Linked DNA regions of Homo sapiens: region 1 is linked to region 2. Evidence: read pairs that join two places in POLR2A ChIA-PET (ENCODE). Cell type or tissue: Panc1. All regions are shown on one strand. Each heading gives the region's core, and the rest is flanking DNA. Links, peaks and the distances in the headings are about the cores only. Region 1 overlaps LDLRAD3 (low density lipoprotein receptor class A domain containing 3). Region 2 has its middle 5.5 kb from the start of FJX1.

What was found. Peaks named below come from ENCODE experiments on the same cell type or tissue, not always from the same donor. Only the 100,000 strongest peaks of a DNase experiment are listed, where the experiment ranks them.
Region 1: POLR2A ChIA-PET joins it to region 2 with 10 read pairs; 2 of 35 experiments call an interaction of 5 or more read pairs at or near these places.

What each region holds. Positions count from the first base shown.
Region 1 is chr11:36,157,416-36,160,334 of GRCh38, forward strand. All of the region lies in intron 4 of LDLRAD3 (low density lipoprotein receptor class A domain containing 3), which reads left to right. Among named protein-coding and RNA genes, the nearest start is that of COMMD9, 130 kb to the right of the region's middle. In Panc1, for the core only: no CTCF peak of the experiment used is centred there; no DNase peak of the experiment used is centred there.
Region 2 is chr11:35,622,514-35,625,432 of GRCh38, forward strand. No RefSeq gene overlaps it. Among named protein-coding and RNA genes, the nearest start is that of FJX1, 5.5 kb to the left of the region's middle. In Panc1, for the core only: no CTCF peak of the experiment used is centred there; a DNase peak (open chromatin) is centred at 1,376; H3K4me3 peaks cover 317 bases; H3K27ac peaks cover 669 bases.

The DNA.
Region 1 (2,919 bases), core at 101-2,600, 530 kb after region 2:
CAGCTTGTGAGTGGTTCTGTTGCACTTTTGTTGATTTTTAAAATTTCTTTTTATTTAGTCAGTTTTTAAAGTCCCAAATGAACCATGGGGTTCTTGGCCCAGAGAACAGATGAACATTGGTTAGGCCAGGGAGTTATTTTCCAGCAAACTGCCCATGAGTTAAACTCCACTCTGTGGATTGGGGGTCATGATAAGGGAAGGGAGCCCCTACTATTTTGCGGGTCTCTGTTTTGAGTGTCTTAAAATTCTAGTGGAGTAGGAGCCATTGGGACCATCACAGGAAGATATAGCCCCTGGGTGGGAAGCAGGGTGTCTGTCTTTTGGAGGGAGCGGAGTGTCTCCATTTCAGTTGTTGCTGAGACAGGCAAGGTCTGGTGGTTGAGGAAACATCTTTTTCTCTCTGAGCCTCTTTTTGAGCTTAGATTATAAGGAATCTAGATCTGTCACGGGTAGATGCTTCCAGGTTCTGGGAGCAGAAGGCACTGCTACAAGGAGGCAAGTTGGGGACTCAGTAGAAGGTAACCTGTTGGTTAGTAGCTGTTAAGCAATTTGGACCCCAACCTACAATAAGAACTACTTTTATATCACAAATATACAGATAGGAAGTCATTCTACATTCAGCACACTGACGCAGGTATTTTTTAATACATTCTATTCCCTTCTTTTCGTTTTATGCTGGCCCTGACCCACTATGTTAGTTTCTGTACTTATTATACTATTTGGTTGAGACCTGATGTTGAAAAAACATTCCAGTGGGATAGTCTATGAAGATAGCCTCAGCACATGAGTTATGAGAGCTGCCTCAGCTGTGAGAGTTCCAGGCACGTCACTGTCCGGGGGTAATTCCCTTTGAGTTTCATTGAATTTTAAGGAAAAAGCCCCCTTGCTCTTCCTCAAATGCACCAAAGACTCTCTCACCCCAGGATCTTTGCACTTGCTGTTCTGTTCACTTAGAACACCTGTCTTCCATATACCCAAGGGTCCACCTTCAGCTCTTTATCAGGTGCCACCCTCTCAAGGAGAACCCCATCCCCATCCCCACCCCCTGTTTAAAATTGCAACCCATCACCAACCCCGCTCCCTCTTCGTTCCACTTACCATGTTCTGGGCTTTTTTTTTTTTTTTTTTGCCACAGCATTTATTATCTTCTCCCAAACAATATACCCTATAACTTTTTATTATATCTACTCTCTGTCTCTGCCCACTACCATGTAAATTCTGTGAGGGCAGGAATTTCTGTTCTGTATATCATCATATCCCATCAGCTGGAGCAGTGCCTGTGGTGTGACAGATGCTCACTGAAGACTTTGTGGAATGAATAAATGAATGAATTAATGCTGTTAAAATGATAGCCTCTTCTTACTACAACTGTCTTTTATTTTTTTTAATTGATACGTAATAATTGTACATATTTACAGGGTACAATGTGTTGTAATCCATGTATACGTTGTGTAATGATCAAATCAGGGTAATTGGCACATCCATCACCTTATATGTGTGTCATTTCTTTTGGTGACTACATTCAGAAAGGTCTAGCTATTTTGAAATATACAATACATTATTATTAACTATAGCTGCCCTACTGTGCAAGAGAACACCAGTTTTTCTAATTGTAATTTTGTACGTGTTGGCTGCTTTCTTAAATTGTGGAAATTAAAGGAAGGGCTGAACTGTTACTCAGATTTGAATAGAAATGAGGAAGAAGAAGAACAGTGAGATAAGGAGATAGTGACAGTGATACATGTTGACAATTCCATTGAAAAAGAACTTGGCCGGGTGTGGTCGTTCATGGCTGTAATCCCAGCACTTAGGACACGAAGGCCGAAGCATCGCTTGAGCCCAGGAATTTGAGACCAGCCTGGGCAACATAGTGAGACCCCCATCTATATAAAAATTTTAAAAAACTTGCTGGGTATGGTGGTGTTTGCCTGTAGTCCCAGCTACTGGAGAAGCCGAGGTGGGAGGATCACCTGAGCTCGGGAGGTTGATTCTGCGGTGAGCCGTGAGCACGCCACTGGACTCCAGCCTGAGCAACAGAGTCAGACCCTGTCTCTAAAAAGAAAAAGGAGCCAGATGCGGTGGCTCACTGCTGTAATCCCAGGGGAAGCCAAGGCAGAAGGATCACTTGAGGCCAGGAGTTCAAGACCAGCCTGGTCAACATAGTAAAACACCGTCTTTACAGAAACTAAAAAAAAAAAAAAAAAAAAAAAAGCCAGATGTGGTGACATGCTCCTGTAGTCCCAGCTACATGGGAAGCTGAGGTGGGAGGATTGCTTGAGCTTGGGAGGTTGAGGCTGCAGTAAGCCCAGATCATGCCACTGCACTCCAGCCTGGCAACAGAGCGAGGCCCTCAAAAAAAAAGGAGAACTCAGGGGACAAGAATCAAGGTGGCAAAGGCCTATGACCTTTGCCCACAGAATAACCACCCCTACCCTGGAGGGCCAGGACGGTTCCTTCCTCTCCTTCCATCCCAAGCCTGAGTCTTATGTTCCCTGCCCAGTAGTGAGTCCTCCGGCAACTCATCAGCAACACAGAGCCGCAGGGCTTTTGTTGGGACCCCCTTGAAAACACTCAGTCCCACGTTGCTGCACATTGCTAGTGGTTGATAAGACCGTTGCAGGAAAATTTATAAATCCGTGGCCTTACTGGCTGTGAGCGAGGCAGATAAGCCACAGTCTGACAGAAAGAAAAGCATCTCCCTTCCCTGTTCTTGCCTGAGATGCAAAGAATAAACCTGAATCTGTGTGGTGAATGAACGTCCTGGTGAAGTGAACGTGATAAAATTCCAGCTTGCTGTTTTGTGGGACGTATTGCAGGCACCGCATCTTTGTTCTCAGTCCCCTCTGCCCTTTGTGTGGGCCAGCCTCGAGGGACGTGGCCCAGTGAATCCTGGGGGAAAATCACGCTCACAGAAAGCCA
Region 2 (2,919 bases), core at 205-2,704:
TAGGTAGGCTGTGGCATGGAAAGATCAATTAAAGTTTCGCCATGGTCAGTGAATGCTGCTATGGACAAATCATTTCTCAAATGAACAACAACAACAACAAAAAAAAAAAACTTTCAGACCACAGCATGATTTGCAAAGAGTAATGGGTTCTACAGGCAGACAATATTCTGAATTCTGTTCCTTACCTACCTTCAGCAAGTCATTTAACTTAGTTCCCTCATCTGTGAAATGGAGATTTGATCAGAATATTGTGGGATTTAAATGTTAACATATAAAGCATACAAGCACATACAGGTGCTTCCAAAAATAAAAACAAAAAACCTCACTTCTTATTCCTCTTTAAAAAAAAAAAACAAAAAAAAAAACAACTTTTGCCCTTCTTACGTTCAGTAATTTCCATCATCAAAGTCAAATCTGGCTGTTTCCAAGGTCAGTGTCAGTTTTAAACATGTGATAGTAAATTGGTTCAATAAATTGTTTACTAAGGACCCTCTTCTAGCGCTATGCAAGGCACTGGTTCATAAGGCCAAGGGCACAGGTCCACATGGGTTTGAGTGGGTGATTTCAGGACCCAAGCAAACTTCAGCACCAAGGCAGCTATACTACAAATATATGAGGGTGGCTTAAATTAAAAAAAAAAAAAAAAAGCAGATGGCTTATTGCAAATCCATCACCACTTCTGGAAAGCTTCAAGAAGTGATGAATCTGCAAGGACAACCCTCTTCCCTATTCTTTCTGCCAAGTGACAGTAGGCAGTTGCCCTTTCTCCCTGGATTTGACTTTTGATTAATTCGCTTTGTCAGTGACATAGTTCTAAACTCTATTAAGTGTACTCACCCTCCTGTCTTCGAATCAGAAAGAAAAACAAATTATTTTAACACATCTCAATGTTTCTCAACCTTCTGCCTACAACTGCAGCTAGGAGAGTCCTCTAAGACCTTGAGGTTGATTATGTGGATTAAATGAGTAAATATTTATAATATCGTCAGAATAGTGCCTGGCACACAGCAAATGCAATATAAGAGTTTATTGGTGAGGTAGAACATTTCTCCTCTAACTCAAAAACAGAGGCACCTTAAGTTCCAGACATGATCCTCTTTCATAATCCTGTTCTATCTCTGCAGTTATAGAACAGAATCTACATGCTTCTGTTTTGACCCAGGAAAATCAGCTAGAGTGCTTGAGTCTGGCAGGAATTACCCAGAGCCCACAGCTGTCAGCTAGCTGTCTTGTTTCTGAGCATGCCCTCTAAGTGAGTGGTCATATGTACTTCCCTCTTTTTCACAAGGAGGCTGTAATTCTATTCCTCATGTGGCCCATCAGCTCCAGGGAGCAGTGAGCTGTGGAACTCCAAATCTTCTGAGCTACCATGAGCTATCCGTGAGTCATGGACCATGCAAGCCTAAGCGCTGATATTTTGCCCCTGCGCACACCAGCCCGCATCACACAAGATCGCTGATCCCAAGTGGTAGAAGGGCCGTGGGAGTGCTAGAGATGGAGAAAAGGGAATTCAGAGCATAGGAAATGCTCCAAAAGAGAATAGAATGTCAGCTGCCAAGGCAGTACGGAAATCAAAGGACAAGGGTTGACATCCGCCTTCAAGCATATTTTAGGCATTAGAGTCTAATGGAAAGGATACTGAGAGACAGGAGACCTGGGCTACTTCTGATACACTGTCTGATTTGAGAAAATCATTTCCCCCTCTGGCTTCAGTTATCTTGCCTGCAATGGGAAGATATTTGATTAGGCTGATAATTTCTAATATTTGGACCAGAACTCACAGTAAGACACATATATTTTATATTGTGACCTCAGTTAGACAGAGAGACACACATACCACTGAAACAAAAATTTCACAAAACAGTATGTATAACATACTTTTTCTCTTTCATTCAATGTTATTCTATTCCTTCTCCTCCTTTATTTCCTAACGCTAACTGTGGCCCTCTAAATTGATTTTGTAACTCATCGGTGGGGCACAGGCTGCACTATGCAAAACACTGGATTAGATCATCAATAAGCTCCCTTTCAGCTCTAAGATTCTAGGGAAATTCCATTTATAACCAGATTACTACCTACTACAATATTTCCCCAAAGGCAATACAAACAGACTTCAATTTTGTACATTCTTTAAAAACAAAAGACTGTAGTGCTTTATTTCAAAATGTCATTGGGAGAACTGCTCAAAATCTTACATAGGGTCTTTCTATAAATACTTGAAAAATTCCCTAAATATGGGAGGTGACTTTCAGTCTGTTCAAACCATGCATGAGCAGATAGTGCTTTGAAGCAAAAATAATAATAATAATCTTTTGCATCTCTGTCTCAATATGGCCCAAGGATGACTCAAGAGGACAGTTTCTCTTCTATGTATTCATAAAGATCAGATGTAGGAATCATAATTTTTTAATGTTACTGTTTTACCAGTTTCTCTTTCTGTGTCCTGCTGTGGGGGAAACTGCATTAATAAACTATGTCTTAATGCTGCCTAACTAGAATTTTTTTTCTCTGCAGGACACCACTAAATATAGCTAAAGGAATGCTTATTGTATTTATCTTTCCAACTTTCTTTCCATTTTGAATATGTCTTCTTGACACTTTGGAAATTTTTCTCCTAATGGCACCTTAGTTTTTTTTTTTTTTTTTAAATAACAGAGAACTAATTGTTCATTGAGTAACAACAACAAAAAAGAACTCCTTTTTTTCTCTTTCATCTGTGCCATATGGTGTCTTTTATGGTTTTATCAGTTATTTTACACCATATGCAGAAAAATGATGTAGAACTGGCATTTTTCCAGTACCAAGTCACAGATTTTACTTTGCTGAGAAATTGTGGGTTAAAAAATAGAGAGGTATCACTTTTAATTAGATAGCCCTACACCATGCATTTGTCTTTGCCTCTTTACACCTTCCTCATAG